Regions from separate parts of the Mus musculus genome. Here region 1 is linked to region 2. A link is a loop called in an ENCODE intact Hi-C map of the cell type or tissue named here. Cell type or tissue: left cerebral cortex. All regions are shown on one strand. Each heading gives the region's core, and the rest is flanking DNA. Links, peaks and the distances in the headings are about the cores only.

What was found. Peaks named below come from ENCODE experiments on the same cell type or tissue, not always from the same donor. Only the 100,000 strongest peaks of a DNase experiment are listed, where the experiment ranks them.
Region 1: a loop joins it to region 2, with 11 times the contacts of the local background. A loop is called at or near these places in 5 of 42 quality-filtered maps.

The regions. Positions count from the first base shown.
Region 1 is chr5:109,025,663-109,041,028 of GRCm38, reverse strand. No RefSeq gene overlaps it. Among named protein-coding and RNA genes, the nearest start is that of Vmn2r11, 26 kb to the left of the region's middle. In left cerebral cortex, for the core only: no CTCF peak of the experiment used is centred there; a DNase peak (open chromatin) is centred at 7,243.
Region 2 is chr5:108,829,850-108,845,215 of GRCm38, reverse strand. It overlaps Vmn2r9 (vomeronasal 2, receptor 9), which reads left to right. Exons shown (of 6, transcript NM_001104621.1): 5 at 89-212; 6 at 1,362-2,269. The coding sequence ends at 2,269. Among named protein-coding and RNA genes, the nearest start is that of Vmn2r9, 15 kb to the left of the region's middle. In left cerebral cortex, for the core only: a CTCF peak has its summit at 8,877 (motif pointing left); no DNase peak of the experiment used is centred there.

The sequences.
Region 1 (15,366 bases), core at 3,998-11,997, 200 kb before region 2:
ACCTCTTAATAACAATGGACTCAATTCCCCAATAAAAAGACATAAACTATCAGACTGGCCATACAAACAGGACCCAACATTCTGCTGCTTACAGGAAACCCATATAAGGGAAAAAGACAGACACTACCTCAGAATGAAAGGCTGGAAAACAATTTTCCAAGCAAAAGGTATGAAGAAACAAGCTGGAGTAGCCATTCTAATATCGAATAAAATCGACTTCCAACCCAAGGTTATCAAAAAAGAGTGACACTTCATACTCATCAAAGGTAACCTCCTCCAAGAGGAACTCTCAATCCTGATTATCTATGCTCCAAATGCAAGGGCAGCCATATTCATTAAAGACACATTAGTAAAGCTCAAAGCACACATTGCACCTCACACAATAATAGTGGGAGACTTCAACACACCACCTTCATAAATGGACAGATCATGGAAACAGAAACTAAACAGGGACACAGTGAAACTAAGAGAAGTTATGAAACAAATGGACCTGACAGATATCTACAGAACATTTTATCCTAAAACAAAAGGATATACCTTCTTCTCAGCACCTCATGGTACTTTCTCCAAAATTGACCATATAATTGGTCACAAAACAGGCCTCAACAGATACAAAAATATTGAAATGGTCCCATGCATCCTATGAGACCACCATGGACTAAGGCTGATCTTCAATAACAACATAAATAATGGAAAGCCAACATTCACGTGGAAAATGAACAACACTCTTCTCAATGATACCTTGCTTAAGGAAGGAATAAAGAAAGAAATTAAAGACTTTTTAGTTTAATGAAAATGAAGCCACAACATACCCAAACTTATGGGACACTATGAAAGCATTTCTAAGAGGAAAACACATAGCTCTGAGTGCCTCCAAAAAGAAACTAGAGAGAACACACACTAACAGATTGACAACACACCTAAAAGCTCTAGAACAAAAGGAAACAAATTCACCCAAAAGGAGTAGATGGTAGGAAATAATCAAACTCAGGGGCGAAATCAACCAAGTGGAAACAAGAACTATGCAAAGAATCAACCAAATGAGGAACCAGTTCTTTGAGAAAATGAACAAGATAGATAAACCCTACCCAGAGTCACGAGAGGGCACAGGGATAGCATCCTAATTAACAAAATTAGAAATGAAAAGGGAGACATAACAACAGATCCCGAAGAAAGCCCAGCAGTAGTGGTGCATGCCTTTAGTCCCAGTAGTTGGGAGGCAGAAGCAGGCAGATTTCTGAGTTCGAAGCCAGCCTGGTCTACAAAGTGAGTTCCAGGATGCCAGGGCTATACAGAGAAACCCTGTCTCGAAAAACCAAAAAAAAAAAAAAAGAAGAAATCCAAACACCATTAGATCCTGCTACAAAAGGCTATACTCAACAAAACTGGAAAACCTGGACGAAATGGACAAATTTCTTGACAGATACCAGGTACCAAATTTAAATCAGGATCAAGTTAACGATCTAAAAAGTCCCATATCCCCTAAAGAAATAGAGGCAACCTTTAACAGTCTCCCCACCAAAAAAAGCCCAGGACCAGATGGGTTAGTGTAGAGTTCTATCACACCTTCAAAGAAGATCTAATCCCAGTTCTTCACAAACTATTCAACAAAATAGAAACAGAAGGTACTCTACCCAACTTATTCTATGAAGCCACAATTACTCTGATACCTAAACCACCGAAAGATCCAACAAAGATAGAGTTCTTCAGACCAATTTCCCTTATGAATATCGATGCAAAAATAGTAAAATTCTCGCTAACCGAACCCAAGAACACATTAAAAAAATCATCCATCCTGACCAAGTAGGTTTTATTCCAGGGATACAGGGAAGGTTTAATATACAGAAATCCATCAATGTAATCCATTATATAAACAAACTCAAATACAAAAAACACATGATCATCTCCTTAGACGGGGAGAAAGCATTTGACAAAATCCAACACCCATTCATGGTAAAAGTCTTAGAAACATCAGGAATTCAAGGCCCATACCTAACCAAGATAAAAGCAATCTACAGCAAACCAGTAGCCAACACCAAAGTAAATGGTGAGAAGCTGGAAGCAAAACCACTAAAATCAGGGTCTAGACAAGTCTGCCAATTTCTCCCTACCTATTCAACATTGTACTTGAAGTCCTAGCCAGAGCAATTCGACAACAAAAGGAGACCAAGGGAATACAAATTGGAAAAGAAGAAGTCAAAATAACACTTTTTGCAGATGATAGGATAGTATATATAAGTGATCCTAAAAATTCCACCATAAAACACCTAAACCTGATAAACAGCTTTAGTGAAGTAGCTGGATATAAAATTGACTCAAACAAGTCAATGGCCTTTCTCTACACAAAGAATAAACAGGCTGAAAAAGAAATTAGGGAAACAACACACTTCTCAATAGTCACAAATAATATAAAATACCTTGGCGTGACTCTAACTAAGGAAGTGAAAGATCTGTATGGTAAGAACTTCAAGTCTCTGAAGAAAGAAATTAAAGAAGATCTCAGAAGATGGAAAGATCTCCCATGCTCCTGGATTGGCAGGATCAACATTGTAAAGATGGCTATCTTGACAAAAGCAATCTACAGATTTAATGCAATCCCCATCAAAATTCCAACTCAATTCTTCAACGAATTAGAAAGAGCAATCTGCAAATTCATCTGGAAGAACAAAAAACCTAGGATAGCAAAAACTCTTCTCAAGGATAAAAGAACCTCTGGTGGAATCACCATGCCTGACCTAAAGCTTTACTACAGAGCAATTGTGATAAAAACAAAAAACAAAAACTGCATGGTACTGGTATAGCTACAGACAAGTAGACCAATGAAGTAGAATTGAAGACCCAGAAATGAGCCCACACACCTATGGTAACTTGATCTTCAACAAGGGAGCTAAAAACCATCCAGTGGAGAAAAGACAGCATTTTCTGAAAATGGTGCTGGCACAACTGGTGGTTATCATGTAGAAGAATGCAATTTGATCCATTCCTATCTCCTTGTACTAAGGTCAAATCTAAGTAGATCAAGGTGCTCCACATAAAACCAGAGACAATGAAACTTATAGAGGAGAAAGTGGGGAAAATCCTCGAAGATATGGGCACAGGGGAAAAATCTCTGAATATAACAGCAATGGCTTGTGCTGTAATATCGAGAATTGACAAATGGGACCTGTTGAAACTGCAAAGCTTCTGTAAGGCAAAAGACACCTTCAATAAGACAAAAATGCCACCAACAGATTGGGAAAGGATCTTTACCTATCCTAAATCAGATAGGGGAATAATATCCATTATATATAAAGAACTCAAGACTCCAGAAAAACAAATAACCCCATCAAAAAATGGGGCTCAGAGCTAAACAAAGAATTCTCACCTGAGGAATACCGAATGGCTGAGAAACACCTGAAAAAATGTTCAGCATCCTTAATCATCAGGGAAATCCAAATCAAAACAACCCTGAAATTCCCTTTCACACCAGTCAGAATAGCTAAGATCAAAAATTCAGGTGACAGCAGATGTTGGTGAGTATGTGGAGAAAGAGGAACACTCCTCCATTGTTGGTGAGATTGCAAGCTTTTACAATAACTTTGGAAATCAGTCTGGTTGTTCCTCAGAAAATTGGACATAGTACTACTGGAGGATCCTGCAATACCTCTCCTGGTCATATATCCAGAAGATGTTCCAACTAGTAAGAGAGACCCATGTTCCACTATGTTCATAGCAGCCTTATTTATATTAGCCAGAAGCTGGAAAGAACCCAGATGCCCCTCAACAGAGAAATGGATACAAAAATGTGATACATTTACACAATGGAGTACTACTCAGCTATTAAAAAGAATGAATTTATGAAATTTGTAGGCAAATGGTTGGACCTAGAGGGCATTATCCTGAGTAAGGTAACCCAATCACAAAAGAACTCAAATGATATGTACTCACTGATAAGTGGATATTAGCCCAGAAACTTAGAATACCCAAGATATAAGTTTCAATTTGCAAAACATGAAACTCAAGGACGAAGACCAAAGTGTGGACACTTTGCCCCTTCTTAGAATTGGGAACAAAACACCCATGGCAGGAGTTACAGAGACAAAGTTTTGAGCTGAGACAAAAGGATGGACCATCTAGTGATTGCCACATCCAGGGATCCACCCCATAATCAGCTTCCAAACGCTGACACCATTGCATACACTAGCAAGATTTTATTGAAAGGACCCTAATATAGCTGTCTCTTGTGAGACTATGCCGGGGCCTAGCAAACACAGAAGTGGATGCTCACAGTCAGCTATTGGATGGATCACCGGGCCCCCAATGGAGGAGCAAGAGAAAGTACCCAAGGAGCTAAAGGGATCTGCAACTCTATAGGTAGAACAACATTATGAACTAACCAGTACCCCGGAGCTCTTGACTCGAGCTGCATATGTATCAAAAGATAGCCTAGTAGGTCATCACTGGAAAGAGAGGCACATTGTACATGCAAACTTTATATGCCCAGTACAGGGGAATGCCAGGTCCAAAAAGTGGGAGTGGGTGGGTAAGGGAGTTGCGGGGAGGGTATGTGGGACTTTTGGGATAGCATTGGAAATGTAAATGAGAAAATATCTAATAAAAAATATTTTTTAAAAAATTAAAATCATAAAAAAAATGGAGATGATAAAACTGAACATACTCCTTTGGATTATGAGGATATGGGCCTAGCGCACAGGAGACACCAGTGTCTGCTCAGTGTGTCCTCAGTGAGTACCTGGATATCTGGGTAAATCCTAGTACAGATGAGGATTTTCCTGGTAACTCTTGAATTTTCAAACTTACAAGTCAAGGAGCAATAGAGAAATAGGAGAAACATATGACCTGTATATTGGTGGCATGGAACTGAAAAACCACTGGGACACTAGAGTTGTGAAAGAAGAAAGCTTATTATGACTGCACAGTGCTCTTACAGATGTATGAGTAGAGGTCCCACAGCTCTTCTCAAGCTCTAGCTGAACTCACCTCCATTACCTTCAAACCTCTCATTTCCCAATGATGGTGCCTGCAAGTGTCATACCACAAAGCTATGCACACTGACTTCCTTTTCTATATCTTAATAGTGTTTTATTTATTTAATGTTTATTTATTTTATATGTGTGAGTATACTGTCCCTGTCTTCAGACACAACTCAATACCGCATCAGATCCCATTACAGATGGTTCTGAACCATCGTGTGGTTGCTGGAAACTGAACTCAGGACCTCTGTAAGAGGAGTCATTACTCTTAACCACTGAGCCATCTTCACAGGCTCTTAAGTTCAGTTTCTAAAACTCAACTTCAATATAGGAAATTTTTAAATATATCAGGTGGCATGTTTTGGAAAATATCAAATTACTAAAACCCAAAAAAACAGGCAATAGAAAGACATCCACAAACAGTTCAGAAAGGCACTTAAATAATTTTAATTTTTGAAAGAAAATAGAGAAACAAATGAAAATAATGGGGATTTTAACTATTGGAATCTTTAAAAAGCACACATATATAAATGTACACATAAAAATCAGAAAATAAATATCTAAAACTAGGAACTCATGGAATGAATTGAACAGAATTGAAGAAGTAAGTGAAGCAAACTGGGTTACCAAAGTAGAGGAGACCTCGACAGAAGAAGTAATGAAAGACCAGAAAAGACTGTGAGAGACATGGAGGGACCAAGCAGGTGAGCATTCCTATACCTGAAGCCCACATGCAAAGACAAAAGTAATAGATGCACTATGAAAAAAGGTGTGGGAACTGATGAAACTGAAAGATCTTCCTGTGTTCAGAGGAGAGTGATGTGGGAAGCCACACCCAGGGCACCACAATCCCAGTGCTAAAGGACCAACACCAGAGCCTCCTCTTTAATCACCACTGCATTTATGGATATTCCAGATAATGTACTAATATAATTCTTAACATTTATTCTTTAAAATCCCCTTAATGATAAGATTTTATTGTATGCTAATTTTTCATTATAAAATACTATGAGCTCCTTTAAATTCTGTTCAAAACCAAGTCTGGCTTTAGTTCTATTTGCTTTAGCTCCTGAGCTTTCCATATTGTATAAATGATCATGAAGGCAGTATTAAATACACCATGGAAAGAAGTGATTATCAAAATATACTCCCATCCTAATGTTGAAGTTAATCCTAAAACGCAAATGGGCATCTAAAATGACCTGGAATCTGTGAAAACTTGAACAAGGTCCCATAGATACAGCAAGAGCATATAGGAGCTGTGTGCTGTGCCTCCTTCCATATCTTCACACTTGTAGTCTCATGGAAATGCACCCATTCAGAAAGTTTAGGAGATGACCTCAGAGCCAGGCATCAAAAGATGTTTTTCTCATTAAGGCTAAACACAGACCAGAAAGATACTGCAAAATCTATGACTTTACAGACAGAGAAAATACTTTAAGTCACTTTGACTGTCTAATAGCTGGTGACTCTGAGCCATTTCAGTTATCAGGGGACAAAGTGTCCCTGGACAGAAAAGTACCTGGTGTGTCCCTGACTTGCTGCAGGTGTTTTGTCAAGTTTGGCTCCCACCTTGTGAACTTTGTCTCTAATGCTACAAACATGGCTTCTGAGTTTCTGCTCTAAGTGTGATGGACAAGGAGGCATGCCTTCAGTTCTAATCCCTTAAGGAATGGAAAGATGTTTGAGGAGCACAGGCCTACGCTGGAAGTGGAGAGAGGGACAATACAGGACTTGACAACTAAAGGAACTACAGCAAGCTCAGCATAGGAAAGCCTTGCCTGGAAACCCTTATGATACATTCTGTGTATTCCAAGTTGTTTCCCTTAGTTTTACTTAACAGTGCTCCTTAACAATAAACTAAAGATAGTTCTATGAAGAAAGAAACTGAAGACATCTTTAATGGTAGATAGGGAGGACAGGGTATTCCTCTGGCCTAGTGAGTTTCTTGGAGGTCTTTTCTCATTTCTTTTCCTCTTTAAAATAAAAAGGCGGGTTTGTTTGTTTGTTTGTTTGTTTGTTTGTTTGTCTGTTTATTCAACTGGTTTGGGTTTGTTTCTCTGTATATATTGGAGGGAGCAGTATGCACGGATAGCTGTGGCTCCTTGCTGTGGCCAGAAGAAGGTATCAGATCATGAGAAGCAGCAATTACAGGCAGCTGAAAGCCTCTTGATGTAGGTGCTGGGCAGTAATCTCCATTACTCTAAAAAGGCAAGAGCTCGTATCCACAGAGACTTCTCTCTCGCCTACTTTGCTTTTTATCCTTCCTTTCATTTTCTAAAAATGAGGCAGGTAGTCCCTTGTAACAAGGAAACCCTGGGAGACAAGAAGACGTGTTGGGAAGACTGGTGATCATTCATAAAAACAGATAACTAAAGAAAAAATACTGCAGGGCATGGAGAACACATGAGTATTGCCTTCCTTTGAAAGGGGTTCTGATAGTATCTGATCTGTCTGCATAAGTACAGTATGGCTTTTAAGTACAAATCTTATTACAGACCATGAAACAAGAGTAAAGTGGCATATTAAATAAATATTGCTAAAACTCCAGTAGGACAGACCTCATTCCAGACTCTACTGAAGATGTCTTTGCACCCAGCAGTGCCCTGTATTTGGAGCTCTCTGGAGCAAAGCCTGATTCAAGGATTCAAATATCAGTGATTTGCTGAGGAAAGGCTCCCAGACAGAAGGGCAGACACTGAGAAGCAAACTCAGATACACTGACACCCATCCTGAAATCTTGGGGGACTTAGGAACTTGGGTTAACCACTGACCAGAAATTCCACTTCTAACTTTATAACCCAGAGAACTGAAAGAGGGCCCTACATAGAACCTTTGATGCCTTTCTTCACAGGAACATTTAATATTCAAAATATAAGATAGGTAAATGCATGGATAAAATTAAATTTTTTGACTATTGGAATCTTTATAAAACAAATATGCATACAAAACTGGAAGCACAATATCTGAAACTAGTAACACATGGAGTGGATTCCATAGAAAACAGCAAGAAGAGATGAGTAAAGAGGCTGTATTACAAAAGTAGAATAGCCTTCAAACACAAAAGGAAAGACCAGAAAAAAAGTGTAAGAGCTATGGAAAAGTGTTTCTTTTACTCCATGTGTACAGAAGCTCTTGCCATGCTGTGAGAATAGTGGCAAAGCACCTTGTCTCACAGGTGAAAGTGTGTGGAAACCTCTGTCCCAGGAGTTGTTTGCTCAGTCTGGATTGATCCCTCTCCCAAGTTTACTCCTCCCATAACCAATGCTTCCCTTCTGACATCTGCTGGCCAAACATAGCATGACACCTCTCATCTTTTTTCCTGCTTGCCTGAGGTATGGAGTGGAGTGGCATATAGTTAGGGATAGAGGAATCTGAACAAAGGCAAAAAGAAACTGCCCTCCACTTCTGGTAATGCAACATTACTGTAATGCTGGAATTTTAAAATGAGGATCACACTGCCATTTGTCAACTCAAGATCCCAAATTTAGCGTACACTTTAGTGAACCTCAACCATGTAGCTCAGCAGTATTTTAGGCTTATTATACTGTATCTAGGCAAAAAGAGGAATAAAATTTCTCTTGCTTTATGGCGCCTCAAAGATATAGATCAATGCAAATTTTGTCACCAAAAGGCAAGCACAAAAGCAAACATACTGACAAGAGCAGTTCTATGAGAGCTGTTGTTAAAATGAAAATTTTAAAGTTCTACAAAAATAAGTTGTGGCCACTGACAGAGCGGTGGCACACTAACCACCCCAGAAATCTTCAAGGGGGCAGGATTTGGTTGTAGAAAAAAAAAAGTTAACCCTTAGTCCTTACACATCATGGCACTGGGAAAACCTCAGCATGAAAGATGTATCAAGAACCAGTTGTTTCTTAGATTGCAAAACACAACAAATTTCTAGTGGTCATGCATTTGGAAAGTTATTGTCCTTATTCAATAAATGAGTTTGTTTTTTTCCAGGAGCCTTCAACTACCTCAGCAGAAGTACTTTGTCACCCTTTGGGACCTACTACCTAAATTACCCAATGTTCCAATGTACTTGAAAAATAATGTGTTCTGCTGTTGTATCACACAGTGGTTCACACATGTCAGGAAACTGTTGGTACTGCAGTCCTTCTATGCCTCAGACCCTCTTTAGTCCCTGTCTGCGTGGAACAGATCTCTGGTTGCAGGTGGAAAAGGAGTTGGCGGGAATTGTCGGACAGACTCTACATGAGGTAGTATGGATCGAGCATCAAACTTGTTTTTTTTTTTTAATTTTTTTAATTAGGTATTTAGTTCATTTACATTTCCAATGCTATACCAAAAGTCCCCCATACCAACTCACCCCCACTCCCCTACCCGCACACTCCCCCTTTTTGGCCCTGGCGTTCCCCTGTTCTGGGGCATATAAAGTTTGCGTGTCCAATGGGCCTCTCTTTCCAGTGATGGCCGACTACGCCATCTTTTGATACATATGCAGCTAGAGTCAAGAGCTCAGGGGTACTGGTTAGTTCATAATGTTGATCCACCTATAGGATTGCAGATCCCTTTAGCTCCTTGGGTACTTTCTCTAGCTCCTCCATTGGGAGCCCTGTGATCCATCCAATAGCTGACTGTGAGCATCCACTTCTGTGTTTGCTAGGCCCCGGCATAGTCTCACAAGAGACAGCTACATCTGGGTCCTTTCGATAAAATCTTGCTAGTGTATGCAATGGTGTCAGCGTTTGGATGCTGATTATGGGGTGGATCCCTGGATATGGCAGTCTCTACATGGTCCATCCTTTCACCTCAGCTCCAAACTTTGTCTCTGTAACTCCTTCCAAGGGTGTTTTGTTCCCACTTCTAAGGAGGGGCATAGTGTCCACACTTCAGTCTTAATTTTTCTTGAGTTTCATGTGTTTAGGAAATTGTATCTTATATCTTGGGTATCCTAGGTTTTGGGCTAATATCCACTTATCAGTGAGTAAATATTGTGTGAGTTCCTTTGTGAATGTGTAACCTCACTCAAGATGATGCCCTCCAGGTCCATCCATTTGGCTAGGAATTTCATAAATTCATTCTTTTTAATAGCTGAGTAGTATTCCATTGTGTAGATGTATCATATTTTCTGTATCCATTCCTCTGTTGAGGGGCATCTGGGTTCTTTCCAGCTTCTGGCTATTATAAATAAGGCTGCTATGAACATAGTGGAGCATGTGTCTTTCATACCAGTTGAGGCATCTTCTGGATATATGCCCAGAAGAGGTATTGCTGGATCCTCCGGTAGTACTATGTCCAATTTTCTGAGGAACCGCCAGACGGATTTCCAGAGTGGTTGTACAAGCCTGCAATCCCACCAACAATGGAGGAGTGTTCCTCTTTCTCCACATCCACCCCAGCATCTGCTGTCACCTGAATTTTTTATCTTAGCCGTTCTGACTGGTGTGAGGTGGAATCTCAGGGTTGTTTTGATTTGCATTTCCCTGATGATTAAGGATGTTGAACATTTTTCCAGGTGCTTCTCTGCCATTCGGTATTCCTCAGATGAGAAATCTTTGTTCAGTTCTGAGCCCCATTTTTTAATGGGGTTATTTGCTTTTCTGAAGTCCACCTTCTTGAGTTCTTTATATATGTTGGATATTAGTCCCCTATCTGATTTAGGATAGGTAAAGATCCTTTCCCAATCTGTTGGTGGTCTTTTTGTCTTATTGACGGTGTCTTTTGCCTTGCAGAAACTTTGGAGTTTCATTAGGTCCCATTTGTCAATTCTCGATCTTACAGCACAAGCCATTGCTGTTCTGTTCAGGAATTTTTCTCCTGTGCCCATATCTTCAAGGCTTTTCCCCACTTTCTCCTCTATAAGTTTGAGTGTCTCTGGTTTTATGTGAAGTTCTTTGATCCATTTAGATTTGACCTTAGTACAAGGAGATAAGTATGGATCGATTCCCATTCTTCTACATGATAACAACCAGTTGTGCCAGCACCAATTGTTGAAAATGCTGTCTTTCTTCCACTGGATGGTTTTAGCTCCCTTGTCGAAGATCAAGTGACCATAGGTGTGTGGGTTCATTTCTGGGTCTTCAATTCTATTCCATTGGTCTACTTGTCTGTCTCTATACCAGTACCATGCAGTTTTTTACCAAAATTGCTCTGTAGTAAAGCTTTAGGTCAGGCATGGTGATTCCACCAGAGGTTCTTTTATCCTTGAGAAGAGTTTTTGCTATCCTAGGTTTTTTGTTATTCCAGATGAATTTGCAAATTGCTCCTTCTAATTCGTTGAAGAGTTGATTTGGAATTTTGATGGGGATTGCATTGAATCTGTAGATTGCTTTTGGCAAGATAGCCATTTTTACAATGTTGATCCTGCCAATCCATGAGCTTGGGAGATCTTTCCATCTTCTGAGATCTTCTTTAATTTCTTTCTTCAGAGACTTGAAGTTTTTATCATACAGATCTTTCACTTCCTTAGTTAGAGTCACGCCGAGATATTTTATATTATTTGTGACTATTGAGAAGGGTGTTGTTTCCCTAATTTCTTTCTCAGCCTGTTTATTCTTTGTGTAGAGAAAGGCCATTGACTTGTTTGAGTTAATTTTATATCCAGCTACTTCACCGAAGCTGTTTATCAGGTTTAGGAGTTCTCTGATGGAATTTTTGGGTCACTTATATATACTATCATATCATCTGCAAAAAGTGATATTTTGACTTCCTCCTTTCCAATTTGTATCCCCTTGATCTCCTTTTGTTGTCGAATTGCTCTGGCTAATACTTCAAGTACTATGTTGAAGAGGTAGGGAGAAAGTGGGCAGCCTTGTCTAGTCCCTGATTTTAGTGGGATTGCTTCCAGCTTCTCTCCATTTACTTTGATGTTGGCTATTGGTTTGCTGTAGATTGCTTTTATCATGTTTAGGTATGGGCCTTGAATTCCTGATCTTTCCAGAACTTTTATCATGAATGGGTGTTGGATCTTGTCAAATGCTTTTTCTGCATCTAAGGAGATGATCATGTGGTTTTTGTCTTTGAGTTTGTTTATATAATGGATTACATTGATGGATTTTCGTATATTAAACCATCCCTGCATCCCTGGAATAAAACCTACTTGGTCAGGATGGATGATTGCTTTAATGCGTTCTTGGATTCGGTTAGCGAGAATATTATTGAGGATTTTTGCATCAATATTCATAAGAGAAATTGGTCTGAAGTTCTCTATCTTTGTTGGATCTTTCTGTGGTTTAGGTATCAGAGTAATAGTGGCTTCATAAAATGAGTTGGGTAGAGTACCTTCTACTTCTATCTTGTGAAAAATTTTGTGTAGAACTGGAATTGGATCTTCTTTGAAGGTCTGATAGAACTCTGCACTAAACCTGTCTGGTCCTGGGCTTTTTTTGGCTGGGAGACTATTTATAACTGCTTCTATTTCTTTAGGGGATATGGGACTGTTTAGAAGGTCAACTTGATCCTGATTCAACTTTGGTACCTGGTATCTGTCCAGAAATTTGTCCATTTCGTCCAGGTTTTCCAGTTTTGTTGAGTATAGCCTTTTGTAGAAGGATCTGATGGTGTTTTGGATTTCTTCAGGATCTGTTGTTATGTCTCCCTTTTCAGTTCTGATTTTGTTAATTAGGATTTTGTCCCTGTGCCCTTTAGTGAGTCTAGCTAAGGGTTTATCTATCTTGTTGATTTTCTCAAAGAACCAACTCCTCGTTTGGTTAATTCTTTGAATAGTTCTTCTTGTTTCCACTTGGTTGATTTCACCCCTGAGTTTGATTATTTCCTGCCGTCTACTCCTTTTGGGTGAATTTTCTTCCTTTTCTTCTAGAGCTTTTAGATGTGTTGTCAAGCTGCTAGTATGTGCTCTCTCCCGTTTCTTCTTGGAGGCACTCAGAGCTATGAGTTTCCCTCTTAGAAATGCTTTCATTGTGTCCCAAAGGTTTGGGTACGTTGTGGCTTCATTTTCATTAAACTCTAAAAAGTCTTTAATTTCTTTCTTTATTCCTTCCTTGACCAAGGTATCATTGAGAAGAGTGTTGTTCAGTTTCCACGTGAGTGTTGGCTTTCTGTTTTTTTTTTTTTGTTGTTATTGAAGATCAGCCTTAGTGCATGGTGATCTGATAGGATACATGGGACAATTTCAATATTTTTGAATCTGTTGAGGCCTGTTTTGTGACCTATTATGTGGTCAATTTTGGAGAAGGTACCATGAGGTGCTGAGAAGAAGGTATATCCTTTTGTTTTAGGATAAAATGTTCTGTAGATATCTGTCAGATCCATTTGTTTCATCACTTCTGTTAGTTTCAGTGTGTCCCTGTTTAGTTTCTGTTTCCTTGATCTGTCCATTGGTGAAAGTGGTGTGTTGAAGTCTCCCACTATTATTGTGTGAGGTGCAATGTGTGCTTTGAGCTTTACTAAAGTTTCTTTAATGAATGTGGCTGCCCTTGTATTTGGAGCATAGATATTCAGAATTGAGAGTTCCTCTTGGAGGATTTTACCTGTGATGAGAACGAAGTGCCCCTCCTTGTGTTTTTTGATGACTTTGGGTTGGAAGTCAATCTTATCAGATATTAGGATGGCTACTCCAGCTTGTTTCTTCATACCATTTGCTTGGAAAATTGTTTTCCAGCCTTTCATTCTGAGGTAGTGTCTATCTTTTTCTCTGAGATGTGTCTCCTGTAAACAGCAAAATGTGGGGTCTTGTTTGTGTAGCCAGTTTGTTAGTCTATGTCTTTTTATTGGGGAGTTGAGACCATTGATGTTAAGAGATATTAAGGAAAAGTAATTGTTGCTTCCTGTTATTTTTGTTGTTAAAGTTGGCATTCTGTTCTTGTGGCTGTCTTCTTTTAGGTTTGTTGAGGGATTACCTTCTTGTTTTTTCTAGGGCGTTGTTCCCATTCTTGTATTGGTTTTTTTCTGTTATTAACCTTTGAAGGGCTGGATTCGTGGAGAGATAATGTGTGAATTTGGTTTTGTCGTGGAATACTTTGGTTTCTCCATCTATGGTAATTGAGAGTTTTGCTGGGTATAGTAGCCTGGGCTGGAATTTGTGTTCTCTTAGTGTCTGTATAACATCTGTCCAGGCTCTTCTGGCTTTCATAGTCTCTGGTGAAAAATCTGGTGTAATTCTGATAGGCTTGCCTTTGTATGTTACTTGACCTTTTTCCCTTACTGCTTTTAGTATTCTATCTTTATTTAGTGCATTTGTTGTTCTGATTATTATGTGTCGGGAGGAATTTCTTTTCTGGTCCAGTCTATTTGGAGTTCTGTAGGCTTCTTGTATGTTCATAGGTATCTCTTTCTTTATATTTGGGAAGTTTTCTTCAATAATTTTGTTGAAGATGTTTGCTGGTCCTTTGAGTTGAAAATCTTCATTCTCATCCACTCCTATTATCCCTAGGTTTGGTCTTCTCATTGTGTCCTGGATTTCCTGGATATTTTGAGTTAGGATCTTTTTGCATTTTCCATTTTCTTTGATTGTTGTGCCGATGTTCTCTATGGAATCTTCTGCACCTGAGATTCTCTCTTCCATCTCTTGTATTCTGTTGCTGATGCTCAAATCTATGCTTCCAGATTTCTTTCCTAGGGTTTCTATCTCCAGTGTTGCCTCACTTTGAGTTTTCCTTATTGTGTCTACTTCCCTTTTTAGGTCTAGTATGGTTTTGTTCATTTCCATCACCTGTTTGTATGTTTTTTCCTCTTTTTCTGTAAGGACTTCTACCTGTTTGGTTGTGTTTTCCTGTTTTTCTTTAAGGACTTGTAACTCTTTAGCAGTGTTCTCCTGTATTTCTTTAAGTGATTTATTAAAGTCCTTCTTGATGTCCTCTACCATCATCATGAGATATGCTTTTAAATCTAGGTCTAGGTTTTCGGGTGTGTTGGGGTGCCCTGGACTGGGCGAAGTGGGAGTGCTGGGTTCTGATGATGGTGAGTGGTCTTGGTTCCTGTTAGTAGGATTCCTATGTTTACCTTTCGCCATCTGGTAATCTCTGGAGTTAGTAGTTATAGTTGACTCTGTTTAGAGATTGTTCTTCTGGTGATTCTGTTACCGTCTCTCAGCAGACCTGGGAGACAGATTCTCTCCTCTGAGTTTCAGTGCTCAGAGCACTCTCTGCTGGCAAGCTCTCTTACAGGGAAGGTGCGCAGATATCTTGTTTTTGGACCTCCTCCTGGTCAAAGAAGAAGGCCCAAGACAGGGCCTTTCTCAGAAGCTGTGTTGCTTTGGCAGTTCCCAGAAGCTGTCAGCTTCTGTGTTGCAGACTCTCAGCTGTGCAGACTAAATTCCTAAGCTCCAGGGCGTCCTGGAACCAAGATGGCGACCGCTGCTGCTGAGGCTGAGGCCGCCTCCCAAGCCAGGCGGACACCTGTCCTCTGGTCCGGACGGTGGCCGGTTGTCTGCGGCTCGCCAAGGGTGCTGCCTCAGCGGCTCTGTGCT
Region 2 (15,366 bases), core at 4,057-12,056:
CTCATTATCAATCTATGGGTCATTATAAGTACAATGTATACATGAACTACACACATACATATGATAAAATATTTATGTATTGGCTCAGGTTCCCTCGTCCATGTGTAGTGTGACGTGTACTGCTGGATTCAGGAAAATTCATCAGAATGAAACAGCAGACTGCTGCTTTGATTGTGATCGGTGCCCAGAAAATGAAGTTTCCAATGAAACAGGTACATGGTTGCATGCAGAGGAAAAATTGATGTTCAACTGCCTTCTCTTTCTATACTAGAAATATGATATGATTTGGCCTAGATGAAAACTGTACAACTAAAATATCCACGTTTCAGAACTTAATCAGTTAAATAATGTCTACGTCTTTTATACACAGCAAATAACTTGCAATATCTTCTACAAACCACATTTCTTTCACAATAATATAGTTACTGATTTTATATTATACGGAAAAAGGTTAGGGGGACATACATGTGTAACTAATTTTAAACAAAAATTTTATACATAATCTATGCATATATTTATTCTTCTATGATTCTTTGTACACAGAAACTGGACTACATGACCAGTCCACAATCTTTCCCTCCATCACCCAGATTAGTTACTGAAAAAGAACAGATGCTCAACATAACAGTTGTTTAGTGAAATATATTTTAAGAGCTTAGATGGCTTAAAAGATTAAGTACTTCCTGTCAAAGAATTAGAACAAGAGTGAAGATTTCAAGGCTGCAACAGAGATGGGAGAGTGTTTATCAGCTATCACAGCCTAGCTAAGGAAAGAGGGATAAATGTGAATATCCATAACCTTCGTGCACTACAGTTTGGAATGTACAGTTGGGAAGAAAGAGATCTTCCCACAATGAGAGAGACATGCATAGGCCTATGAGGCATACAGCTTCAAGAATGAAAATATTCCTTTATGTAAATATTTGCATGAAAAATTGTATGTTTTGGTGCCTATGTGTAGATACAGACAAGAACACAACTCTCAAAGAAAACAAAGTCCATAATGTATTTCATCACCTGGCATCAAAATTATTTCTCCACACTACCCTTGTCAGTGAGTAGTGAATTTATAGCTTGAGGAATTAAATAATCTGGAATTATACCTATTAATATTCATCATTTTTCATTATTTTTGTTTAATAAATAATTTTGCTGTTCCATTCCCCATGATGGTGTTTTGTTCCATCACAAAGCATAGGTGAATAGAGAGAAATCTTAAGTTAGTTGTCCCTACAGCAAAAAGGTATGGAATAGATGTCCAACGCCAAAATATTTGTGGATATAACCACTGAATAACACAAATACACAATTATTAACTACATAATTAGGATATCTTATAAGGATTTGTTGTTCTTTGCCAGCAGATATGGAACAGTGTGTGAGTTGTACAGGTGATAAATATGCCAACTTAGAGAAAACCCACTGCCTCCAAAGAGCTGTGTCATTCCTGGCTTATGAAGATCCATTGGGGATGTCTCTAGGATGCATAGCCCTGTTCCTCTCTGCCCTCACAAGTCTAGTACTAGTCACTTTTGTGAAGTACAAGGATACTCCCATTGTGAAGGCCAATAACCGCATTCTCAGCTACATCCTGCTCATCTCTCTAGTCTTCTGTTTTCTCTGCTCATTGCTCTTCATTGGACATCCCAACCAGGCCACCTGTATCCTGCAGCAGACCACATTTGGAGTATTTTTCACAGTGGCTATTTCTACAGTGTTGGCTAAAACAATAACTGTGCTCATGGCTTTCAAGCTCACTACTCCAGGGAGAAGGATGAGAGGGATGCTGGCATCAGGGGCACCTAACTTGGTCATTCCCATTTGTACCTTAATCCAACTTGTTTTCTGTGGAATCTGGTTGGTAACATCTCCTCCCTTTATTGACAGAGATACACAATCTGAATATGGAAAGACCATCATTATTTGCAACAAAGGCTCAGTCATTGCCTTCCACTTTGTTCTGGGATACTTGGGTTCCTTGGCTCTGGGGAGCTTCACAGTGGCTTTCTTAGCTAGGAACCTTCCTGACAGATTCAATGAAGCCAAATTCCTAACCTTCAGCATGCTGGTGTTCTGCAGTGTCTGGATCACCTTCCTCCCTGTCTACCACAGCACCAGGGGAACAGTCATGGTGGTTGTGGAGGTTTTCTCTATCTTGGCTTCTAGTGCAGGCTTGCTAGGGTGCATCTTTCTTCCAAAATGTTGTGCTATCTTAGTTAGACTAGATTCAAATTTTCTGCAGAAGTACAAAGATAAATTGCCTTCTTGAATCTTCAGTAATTTTAAAGTGTTAGATGATACTTTTGCTTTGTCTTAACAAAAGTACTACTAAACCATACAAAAATTTTAAGTAAAATACCATGTTAGTACTTATAATGTAGGGCAGCACAGCACTGCCTAATATAATGCCAATTATAGAGGCAAATTGTTATGGGAGTTATAAGAAAGAAGACTATAAAGAGCACAGACTAGAATGAAGCCAGTAATCAGCATTATTCCATGTGCTCTCATTGACTGTCTGCATCCAAGTTCTTGTCTTGACTTCATTCAGTTAACTGTGAATATGGTACATAGGGGAATAAGGCTCTTCTCACATGGGTCTTTTCACCATTGTGTTTTGATACAGCAACAGAATCTAAGACATCAGCAAACTATTAAACAGCTTTGGTTGGGATTTGGAATATCACAGATTACTGTTGCAATAGAAGGCACGGTTTTGAAAATAGAAAGAAGATTGAATGTTAGTAGAGTGTGGAGCGTAGTTACAGTGTTGCATGTTGTTGATGGCCATCACAGAAGCCCTAGATTTCATAATAGCTTTATAATGTACTGTGAAAATATTCAGAATAGCAGATAACATACTAAGAAAAGTACAGTATATGAAAAAGATTATGGGCTTCAAACTGTGCCTACTGTATAAGGCTCTTGAACTTTATACGAAAACACACCATTTCCTTACAAAATGAATGTGTTTCATTCAGGGATAAAAATCGGTAGTAGAAAAAAGTCACACACGACCTTTATCACAATAAGGTCAGAGTAGTCTGTGAATATATAAATCACTCTAGATGAACGACATCATAAATGTTATGAATATAGTAGTAACTAAGGATTACTTGGTTTAATATTACACACACACAGACACACATACAAACACATACACATTATAATTTCTGAACATCAGTTGTTGAAAGTCAGTGTCATTTTCTCTCAAAGTATTGTTTGTTGCTTTTATTTTTAACTGTTATTTTGTAGTTTATTTTGATGGTGTAATTTAATTGTTTTGTCTTTATATTTCCTATGTCCAGAACACCACTTGTACCCCTCCATACACTCCTAAAATGTGCATGGCATCTTATTTCATTAATGCTTACTGAGCGCATATATATATATATTTGTATATACATATACATTTTAAAATATAAACTGTAGAGACCATGTAAAATTGCATGTATTTATGTTCTGATGGCTCATTATTTGGTACGAACTGGCCAATATTTGTTTCCTTCCCTGGTTATAACTCATCTTCCATTCTTTACAGGAGATTTACAGTCTTCTGTAAACGGTTGTGTAGGGTAGAAGCTTTTCAAGCTTTCTTCCTTCCATGCTGCCATGCACAGTGCAGTAATCCTTCTTCAGATCATATTTTGTGTGTCATATTGGTAAAACGTCATGGTCTACCTATGCTCTTTCTAGAATATTTATATTCACAACCAGTTTCCTCATTCTTTGACTCACAAGATCTTTCCCACCATCTTCTTTACTATTCCCTGAGCCTTGGATGAGGGAATATTTTCTAAGAGAATACATTGAATTGTTTCCTCCACCTGAATGCGCATGCAATAACTATCACTCTATCACAACATCTTTAAAAACAAGATCAAAATGAACTCTTCATTATCACAGGAAATACTCCAAAATCTAAGTGGATTCTTTTTGTTTTGTTTTTTTTTGTTTTGTTTTGTTTTGTTTTAATCTGGTTCATAGGAGTTTGCTGCACTTATCTGACTGGGTGTAGGCATCAAATGTCAATTCTCACAAAAATCAATTTTAGAAAACATCAGGGAAGTGCAAACACCTAGGAAACAGTCACCTTTAACTGCTCCATTTCAAGGAAGAGACCTCGGGGTAGCTAATGATGTGGAGATGCAAATTCAGACAATTCTTTTATGTTTTAGCTTTTAACTTTCAGCTGCTTTTTATTTCCATGCTGGAGAACGAGAGGAGAAATGTATAATTGAAGACATTCCAAGTGACACATTGATAACAGGTGGGTAAGACAGATTTTTCTACTGACATTTTTGAGGAACAATGTCGTTTTATGTTGTAATGCTAATCTCCAGAGGTCTGCATTATTCAGCAGTGATTATAATGCTAAATAACTTTTTCTCTGATATGTTTTATGTTAAGTAAAACTCACATGAAATTTTCCTTGAGGTTGCAATTTATAATTTATAGAACAGGGAGCCTGTTTGACACCTCAGAATATAACCTTGATTTGTTTTAGGGCTGTCATATTTCCTCAAGTAGAAAATCTCTGAGGTCACCTAGCAAATTAACTGTGCAGACCCTGTGTGAAGATTTCTGACAACTCTAATAAATCAGGACACACAGCCTGAGTCTAAATACATCAAATTTCCTAAACTCAATGAATCTGTGGGGAGTGAGGACCATGAGGGTGTCCTACCTACAGAACTTGTCTATGTTCACCACACTGTCACCACATCGATTTCTTTATGCTCCAGGATAGAAACACATTGCTACATAGGTGAGCTTCACCCATCTTCTGAGAAAGATGTAAGCACTCAGTAATTTCACCATCATATTCAAAGTCCTACAATTTTTCTAACATCAGAATCAATATCAAATTTTCTAATTTTAATGCAAAGAAAAATTAGAAGCTAAATGTATCATGATTCATCACTAATACTAATTATGTCTTTCATTGATTAATATCGAATCATTTCTGTTCATTTGACTATTATTCGGTGTTCTAATTTCAAGAATAATAATCTGGTTTGAAAATTTTAAAGAAATTAAACAAGCATGTAAGGAAGAGTTTGCAGTAAGCAAAATGGAAAGTTAAATTATAGAATCTATATGTAGAAGAGTAAGAAACTGAGTAGTACTGCAGCCCTCTGTGCTGTCAGTCACTGAGGGAGGAAGTTGTTTTGGAGTCTGTAGTGTTGAAAAACATCCTGAATTAAGATCTGAGCCCTGATACCTCACACAAGCCTTCTAGCTCTACCTTTGTTGCTCTGCTTCTGAAAACAATGGAGATGATATAACAGAACACACTCCTTTGGATTATGAGGATATGGACCTAGCACACAGGAGACACCAGTGTCTGCTCAGTGTGTCCTCAGTGAGTACCTGGATACCTGGGTAAATCCTAGTACAGATGAGGATTTTCCTGGTTACTCTTGAATTTTCAAACTTACAAGTCAAGGAGCAATAGAAAAATAGGAGAGACATATGATCTGTATATTGGTGGCATGGAGCTGAAAAACCACTGGGACACTAGAGTTGTGAAAGAAGAAAGCTTATTATGACTGCACAGTGCTCTTACAGATGCATGAGTAGAGGTCCCACAGCTCTTCTCAAGCTCTAGCTGAACTCACCTCAATTACCATCAAAACTCTCATTTCCCAAGGATTGTGCCTGCAGGCATCACACTACGAAGCAATGCAGACTAACTTCAGTTTCTATATCTTAATAGTGTTTATTTATTTGATATTTATTTATATTGTATATGTGAGTACACTGTCACTGTTCACACACACCTGAATAGAGCATCAGATCCCATTACAGATGGTTGTTAACCATCGTGTGGTTGCTAGGAACTGAACTCAGGACCTCTGGAAGAGGAGTCAGTACTCTTAACAGCTGAGCCATCTTCACAGGCTCTTAAGTTCAGTTTCTAAAACTCAAATTCAATATAGGAAATTTTTAAATATGTCAGGTGGCATGTTTTGAAAAATATCAAAATACTAAAACCCCAAACAAGAACAGGCAATAGAAAGACATCCGCAAACAATTCAGAAAGGAATATAAATAATTTTAATTTTTGAAAGAAAATAGAGAAACAAATGAAAATAATGGGGATTTTAACTATTGGAATCATTAAAATCACACATACACAAATGTACACATAACAATCAAAAACTAAAAAATATGAAACTAGGAACTCATGGAATGAATTGAACAGAATTGAAAAAGTAAGTGAAGGAAACTGGGTTACCAAAGTAGAGGAGACCTCGACAGAAGAAGTAATGAAAGACTAGAAAAGACTGTGAGAGACATGGAGGGACCAAGCAGGTGAGCATTCCTATACCTGAAGCCCACATGCAAAGACAAAAGTAATAGATGCACTATGAAAAAAGGTGTGGAAACTGATGAAACTGAAAGATCTTCCTGTGTTCAGAGGAGAGTGATGTGGGAAGCCACGCCCAGGGCACCACAATCCCAGTGCTAAAGGACCAACAGCAGAGCCTCCTCTTTAATCACCACTGCATTTCTGGATATTCCAGATAATATACTAATATAATTCTTAACATTTATTCTTTAAAATCCCCTTAATGATAAGATTTTATTGTATGCTAATTTTTCATTATAAAATGCTATGCACTCCTTTAAATTCTGTTCAACACCAAGTCTGACTTTAGTTCTATTTGCTTTAGTTCCTGAGCTTTCCATAGTGTATATATGATCATGAAGGCAGTATTAAACACACCATGGAAAAAAGTGATTATCAAAATATACTCCCATCCTAATGTTGAAGTTAATCCTAAAATGCAAATGGACCTAAAATGACCTGGAATCTGTGAAAACTTGATTATGTCCAAGGTCCCATAGATACAACAAGAGCACATATGAACTGTGTGCTGTGTCTCCTTCCATATCTTATCACTGGTAGACTCATAAAAATGTATCCATTCAGAAAGTTGAGGAGATGACCTCAGAGCCAGGCATCGAAGGATGTTTTTCTCATTAAGGCTAAACACAGACCACAAAGATACTGCAAAATCTACCACTTTACAGACAGAGAAAATACTTTAAAGTCACTTCAACTGTCTAATAGCTGGTGAATCTGAGCCATTTCAGTTATCAGGGGACAAAGTGTCCCTGGACAAAAAAAGCACCTGGTATGTCACTGACTTGCTGCAGGTGTTTTGTCAAGGTTGGTTCCCACTTCCTGACTTTGTCTCTAATGTAACAAACATGGCTCCTGAGTTCCTGCTCTAAGTGTGATGGACAAGGAGGCGTGCCTTCAGCTCTAATCCCTTAAGGAATGGAAAGGTGTTTGAGGAGCACAGGCCTATGCTGGAAGTGGAGAGAGGGACAATACAGGACTTGACAACTAAAGGAACTACAGCAAGCTCAGCATAGGAAAGCCTTGCCTGGAGACTCCTATGATACATTCTGTGTATTCCAAGTTGTTTCCCTTAGTTTTACTTAACAGTGCTCCTTAACAATAAATTAGAGGTAGTTCTGTGTGGGAAGAAACTGAAGACATCTTTAATGGTACATAGGGAGGACAGGGTATTCCTCTGGCCTAGTGAGTTCCTTGGAGATCTTTTCTCATTTCTTTTTCCTCTTTGAAATAAAAAGGGTTGTTTGTTTGTTTGTTTGTTTGTCTGTTTATTCAACTGGTTTGGTTTTGTTTCTCTGTATATATTGGAGGGAGCAGTATACACGCATAGCTGTGGCTCCCTGCTGTGGCCAGAGAAGGTATCAGATCATGAGAAGCAGCAATTACAGGCAGCCGAAAGCCTCTTGATGTAGGTGCTGGGCAGTAATCTCCATTACTCTAAAAAGGCAAGAGCTCATATCCACAGAGACTTCTCTCTTGCCTACTTTGCTTTTCATTCTTCCTTTCATTTTCTAAAAATGAGGCTGGTAGTCCCTTGTAACAAGGAAATTCTGGGAGACAAGAAGACTTGTTGGGAAGACTGGTGATCATTCATAAAAACAGATAACTAAAGAAAAAATACTGCAAGGCATGGAGAACACATGAGTACTGCCTTCCTTTGAAAGGGGTTCTGATAGCATCTGATCTGTCTGCATAAGTACAGCATGGCTTTTAAGTACAAATCTTATTATAGACCATGAAACAAGAGAAAAGTGGCATATTAAATAAATATTGCTAAAACTCCAGTAGGACAGGCCTCATTCCAGACTCTACTGCAGATCTTTCTGCACCCAGCAATGCCCTGGATTTAGAGCTCTCTGGGCCAGAAGCCTGATTCAAGGATTCAAATATCAGTGATTTGCTGAGGACAGGCTCCCAGACAGAAAGGCAGACACTGAGAAGCAAACTCAGATACACTGACACCCATCCTGAAATCTTGGGGGACATAGGAACTTGGGTGAACCAATGACCACTTCTAACTTTATAACCCAGAGAACTGAAAGAGGGCTGTACATAGAACCTTTGATGCCTTTCTTCACAGGAACATTTAATATTCAAAATATAAGATAGGTAAATGCATGGACAAAATTAAAATTTTTGTCTATTGGAATCTTTAAAAAACAAATATGCATACGAAACTGGAAGCACAATATCTGAAACTAGTAACACATGGAATTGATTCCATAGAAAACAACAAGAAGAGATTAGTAAAAGAGACTGTATTACGAAAGTAGAATAGCCCTCACACACAAAAGGAATGTGAGATCAGAAAAAAGGTGTAAGAGCTATGGAAAAGTGTTTCTTTTACTCCATGTGTACGGGAGCTCTTGCCATGCTGAAAGAATTGTGGCAAAGCACCTTGTCCCACAGGTGAAAGTGTGTGGAAACCTCTGTCCCAGGAGTTGTTTGCTCAGTCTAGACTGACCCCTCCCCCAAATTTACTCCTCCCATAACCAATGTTTCCCTTCTGACATCTGCTGGCCAAACAGAGCATGACAGCTCCCTTCTTTTTTCCTGCTTGCCTGAGGCATTGAGTGGAGTGGCATATAGTTAGGGATAAAGGAATCTGAACAAAGGCAAGAAGAAACTGCCCTCCACTTCTGGTAATGCAACATTACTGTAATGCTGGGATTTTAAAATGAGGATCACACTGGCATTTGTCAACTAAAATAGCGAATTTAGCGTGCACTTTAGTTAACCTCAACCATGTAGCTCAGCAGTATTTTAGGCTTATTATATTGGCTCTAGGCAAAAAGAGGAATAAAATGTCTCTTGTTCTATGGCACCTCAAAGGGCGTAGATCAATGCAAATTTTGTTACTAAAATGCATGCACAAAAGCAAACATACTGACAAGAGCAGTTCTATCTGAGCCGTTGTTAAAATGAAAATTTTAAAGATCTACAAAAATAAGTTGTAGCCACTGACAGAGCAGTGGCACTCTAAACATCCCAGCAAGCCTCAAGGGGGCAGGGTTTGGTGGTAGAAAAAAATTTAACCCTTATTCCTTACACAGCAAGGCCCTGGGAGAACCTCAGCATGAAAGATGCAGCAAGAACCAGTTGTTCCTGAGAATGGCAAACACACAACAAATTTCTAGTGGTCATGTATTTGGAAAGTTATTGTCCTCGTTCAATAAATGAGTTTGTTTTGTCCAGGAGCCTTCAAATACCTCAGCAGAAGTGCTTTGTCGCCCTTAGGGAGCTACTACCTAAATTGTCTAATGTTCCAATGTACTTGAAAAATAATGTGTTCTGCTGTTGTATCTCACAGCGGTCCACACATATCAGCAAACGGTTAATGCTGCAGTGTTTCTATATCCTTGTTGATTTTATCCACTTTATCTGAGCTAGTCAAGCCTTTATTAAAACATGCCAGAATGACCTATCTTTTATTTCTTAACTTACCAGGAACATTATGCTCAAGATTATTTTCTCCTTGACTGCATTATAATTGGGTTTTTAAAGTCCATTCCTACAGTCTTTGTCTAATCCTTGTTTAGACTATATTACATACCATATACTTATTAATAGCAAATTTATGCCTGACTCTTCATTAGTTTCCTGTTTTTTTTTTGTTTTTTTGTTTTTTTGTCTTTTAGTTTCCATCTCCTATCTACCTGTGGTTTGTTTGGATGTTTTATATTTTATTCCATTTATCTATAATGGTTTTCATTATAAGTTATAATGAAATAATCCATCAATGATTGTAATGATTATAATGATTATAATCCATCAACATAATCCTTTATATAAACAAACTCAAAGACAAAAACCACATGATCATCTCGTTAGATGCGGAAAAAGCATTTGACAAGATCCAACACCCATTCATGATAAAAGTCTTGGAAAGATCAGAAATTCAAGGCCCATACCTAACCATGATAAAAGCAACCTACAGCAAACCAGTAGCCAACATCAAAGTAAATGGTGAGAATCTTGAAGCAATCTCACTAAAATCAGGGACTAGACAAGGCTGTCCACTCTCTCCCTACCTATTCAACATAGTACTTGAAGTCCTAGCCAGAGCCATTCGAAAACAAAAGGAGATCAAGGGCATACAAATTGGAAAAGAGGAAGTCAAAATATCACTTTTTGCGGATGATATGATAGTATATATAAGTGACCCTAAAAATTCCACCAGAGAACTCCTAAAACTGATAAACAGCTTCGGTGAAGTAGCTGGATATAAAATTAACTCAAAGAATTCAATGGCCTTTCTCTACACAAAGAATAAACAGGCTGAGAAAGAAATTAGGGAAACAACACCCTTCTCAATAGTCTCAAATAATATAAAATATCTTGGCGTGACTCTAACTAAGGAATTGAAAGATCTGTATGATAAGAATTTCAAGTCTCTGAAGAAAGAAATTAAAGAAGATCTCAGAAGATGGAAAGATCTCCCATGCTCATGGATTGGCAGGATCAACATGGTAAAAATGGTTATCTTGCCAAAAGCAATCTACAGATTCAATGCAATCCCCATCAAAATTCCAACTCAATTCTTCAACGAATTAGAAAGAGCAATCTGCAAATTCATCTGGAATAACAAAAAACCTAGGATAGCAAAAACTTTTCTCAAGGATAAAAGAACCTCTGGTGGAATCACCATGCCTGACCTAAAGCTTTACTACAGAGCAATTGTGATCAAAACTGCATGTTACTGGTATAGTGACAGACAAGTAGACCAATGGAATAGAATTGAAGACCCAGAAATGAACCCACACACCTATGGCCACTTGATCTTCGACAAGGGAGCTAAAACCATCCAGTGGAAGAAAGACAGCATTTTCAACAAATGGTGCTGGCACAACTGGTTGTTATCATGTAGAAGAATGAGAATCGATCCATTTCTATCTCCTTGTACTAAGGTCAAATCTAAGTGGATCAAGGATCTTCACATAAAACCAGAGACACTGAAACTTATAGAGGAGAAAGTGGGGAAAAGCCTTAAAGATATGGGCATAGGGGAAAAATTCCTGAATAGAACAGCAATGGCTTGTGCTGTAAGATCGAGGATTGACAAATGGGACCTAATGAAACTGCAAAGCTTCTGCAAGGCAAAAGATACTGTCAATAAGACAAAAAGACCACCAACAGATTGGGAAAGGATCCTTACCTATTCTAAATCAGATAGGGGACTAATATCCATTATATATAAAATACTGAAGAGGGTGGACTCCAGAAAATCAAATAACCCCATTAAAAAATGGGGCTCAGAATTGAACAAAAAATTCTGACCTGAGGAATACCGAATGGCAGAGAAGCACCAGAAAAAATGTTCAACATCCTTAATTATCAGGGAAATGCAAATCAAAACAACCCTGAGATTCCATCTCACACCAGTCAGAATGGCTAAAATCAAAAATCCAGGTTACAGCAGATGCTGGCAAGGATGTGGAGAAAGAGGAACACTCCTCCATTGTTGGTGGGATTGCAAGCTTGTACAACCACTCTGGAAATCAGTCTGGTGGTTCCTTAGAAAATTGGACATAGTACTACCGGAGGATCCAGCAATACCTCTTCTGGGCATATATCCAGATGTCCCAACCGGTATGAAGGACACATGCCCCACTATGTTCATAGCAGCTTTATTTATAATAGCCAGAAGCTGGAAAGAACCCAGATGCCCCTCAACAGAGGAATGGATCCAGAAAATGTGGTACATTTACACAATGGAGTACTACTCAGCTATTAAAAAGAATGAATTTATGAAATTCCTAGCCAAATGGATGGACCTGGAGGGCATCATCCTGAGCGAGGTAACCCAATCACAAAGGAACTCACACAATATGTACTCATTGATAAGTGGATATTAGCCCAAAACTTAGGATACCCAAGATATAAGATACAATTTGCCAAATGCATGAAACTCTAAAAAAATGAAGACCAAAGTGTGGACACTGTGCCCCTTCTTAGAATTGGGAACAAAACACCCATGGAAGGAGTTACAGAGACAAAGTTTGGAGCTGCGACAAAAGGATAGACCATCTAGAGACTGCCTTATCTAGGGATCCACCCCATAATCAGCTTCAAACGCTGACACCATTGCATACACTAGCTAGATTTTGCTGAAAGGACCCAGAGATAACTGTCTCTTGTAAGACTAGGCCGGGGCCTAGCAAACACATAAGTGGATGCTCACAGTCAGCTATTCGATGGATAACAGGGCCCCCAATGGAGGAGCTAGAGAAAGTATCCAAGGAGCTAAAGAGATCTGCAACCCTGTAGGTGCAACAACATTATGAATTAACCAGTACCCCGGAGCTCTTGACTCTAGCTACATATGTATCAAAAGATGGCCTAGTCGGCCATCACTGGAAAGAGAGGCCCATTGGACTTGCAAACTTTATATGCCCCAGTACCGGGGAACATCAGGGCCAAAAAGTGAGAGTGGGTGGGTAGGAGAGTGGGGGGGGGGGTATGGGGGGACTTTTGGGACAGCATTTGGAAATGTAAATGAGGAAAATACGTAATAAAAAAAATATTATATAAAAAAAAGAAAAAAAACTAGAAAGAAAGAAAGAAAGAAAGAAAGAAAGAAAGAAAGAAAGAAAGAAAGAGAGAGAGAAAGAAAGTGAGAAAAAGAGAGAGAGAAACACACGCCTCACCCCATCTTCTGCACAATCTCAGTGGAGGGCCCCAAGGTCCCCAGAGGCTCTCCAAGCTGCAGTCACTCTAGGACACCCGGGATCTTGAGATCACTTGTGAGTGGAACACAACAGCGGTTCAAAAAAGCCCAGAGGGTCTTGTGCTAGCAGCAACAGGGTCACAGGACAAAGCCAGGACCTAGCACCCCCAGAATATTGGGATCACTGAGACCAGTCTACACAGGAGAGCATATGGGCAGCAGAAGCAACAGAGCTTATTGGACAAGGTCCCTTCAGGCCTTCATCCTCAGCCAGTAGACAGAGCTGAGACCCAGACCCCTGGACACCTTCCCTGCCAGAGGAGAGTCAGCCTCCAGGGAGGGCTCAGACCCCAGGAATCAGGATGTGGATCTGAGCTCCTGACTTCTGTGCACCTTCCCTGAAAGAGGAGAGCTTCCCTGCAGAGAGTGTTCTGACCACTGGGACACAAGAGAGAGTTGGTCTCCCAGGAATGCTGAGAGGCTGAAGAATCACAGGAGGAACAAACTCCAGCCAGACACAGTTAGAACATATCACACCAGACATTACCAGATGGTAAAAGGCAAATGAAAGAATCTTACTAACAGAAACCAAGATAGCTCACCATCATCATAACCCAGCACTCCCACCTCAGCCAGTCCTGGATACCCCAACACACCTGAAAAACAAGATTCGGATTTAAATCATATCTCAGGATACTGGTAGAGGAATTTAATAAGGGCAGTAATAACTCACTTAAAGAAATACAGGAGAACACTGCTAAACAGGTAGAAGCTCTTAAAGAGGAAGCACAAAAATCCCTCAAGGAATTACAGGAAAACACTGCTAAAGAGGTAGAAGAACTTAAAGAGGAAACACAAAAATACCTTAAACAATTACAGGAAAACACAATGAAACAGGTGATGGAATTGAACAAAACTTTCCAAGAGCTAAAAATGGAAGTAGGAACAATGGTGAAAACCCAAAGGGAGACAACTCTGGAGATAGAAACACTAGGAAAGAAACCAGGGACCTTAGATGCAAGCATCAGCAACAGAATACAAGAGATGGAAGAGAGACTCTCAGGTGCAGAAGATTCCATAGAGAACATGGACATAACAATCAAAGAAAACGGAAAATGCAACAAGATCCTAAACCAAAACATCCAGGAAGTCCAGGACACAATGAGAAGACCAAACCTACAGATAATAGATATAGATGAGAATGAAGATTTTTAACCTAAAGGGCCAGTAAATATCTTCAACAAAATTAAAGAAGAAAACTTCCATAAAATAAAGAAAGAGATGACCATGAACATACAAGAAGCATACAGAACTCCAAATAGACTGGAACAGAAAAGAAATTCCTCCTGACACATAATAATCAGAACAACAAATGCACTAAATAAAGATAGAATATTAAAAGCAGTAAGGGGAAAATATCAAGTAACATATAAAGGCAGACATATTAGAATGACTCCAGACTTCTCACCAGAGACTATGAAAGCCAGACGATCCTGGACAGATGTTATACAGACACTAAGAGAACACAAATGCCAGCCTAAACTACTATACCCAGTAAAACTCTCAATTACCATAGATGGAGAAACCAAAGTATTCCATGACAAAACAAAATTCACACAGTATCTTTCCATTGTTCAGAAGATAATAATGGGAAAATACCAACAACAGGACAGAACCTATGCCCTAGAAAAAGCAAAAAAGTAATCCTTCAGCAAACCTAAATGAAGACAGCCTCAAGAACAGAATCCCAACTTTAACAACAAAAATAACAGAAAGCAACAATTACTTTCCCTTAATATCTCTTAATATCAATGAACTCAATTACCCAATAAAGAGACATAGAATAACAGACTGGCTACACAAATAGGACCCAACATTTTGTTGCTTACAGGAAACCCACCTAAGGGAAAAAGACAGACACTACCTCAGGGTAAAAGGCTGAAAAACAATTTTCCAAGCAAATTGTCCAAAGAAAAAAGCTGGAGTAGCCATTCTAATAGCGAATAAAATCAACTTCCGAATGGCTGAGAAGCACCTGAAAAAATGTTCAACATCCTTAATCATCAGAGAAATGCAAATCAAAACAACCCTGAGATTCCATCTCACACCAGTCAGAATGGCTAAGATCAAAAATTAAGGTGGTAGCAGATGCTGGCAAGGATGTGGAGAAAGAGGAACACTCCTCCATTGTTGGTGGGATTGCAAGCTTGTACAACCACTCTGGAAATCAGTCTGTCGATTCCTTAGAAAATTGGACATAGTACTACTGGAGGATCCAGCAATACCTCTCCTGGACATATATCCAGAAGATGTCCCAACAGGTAAG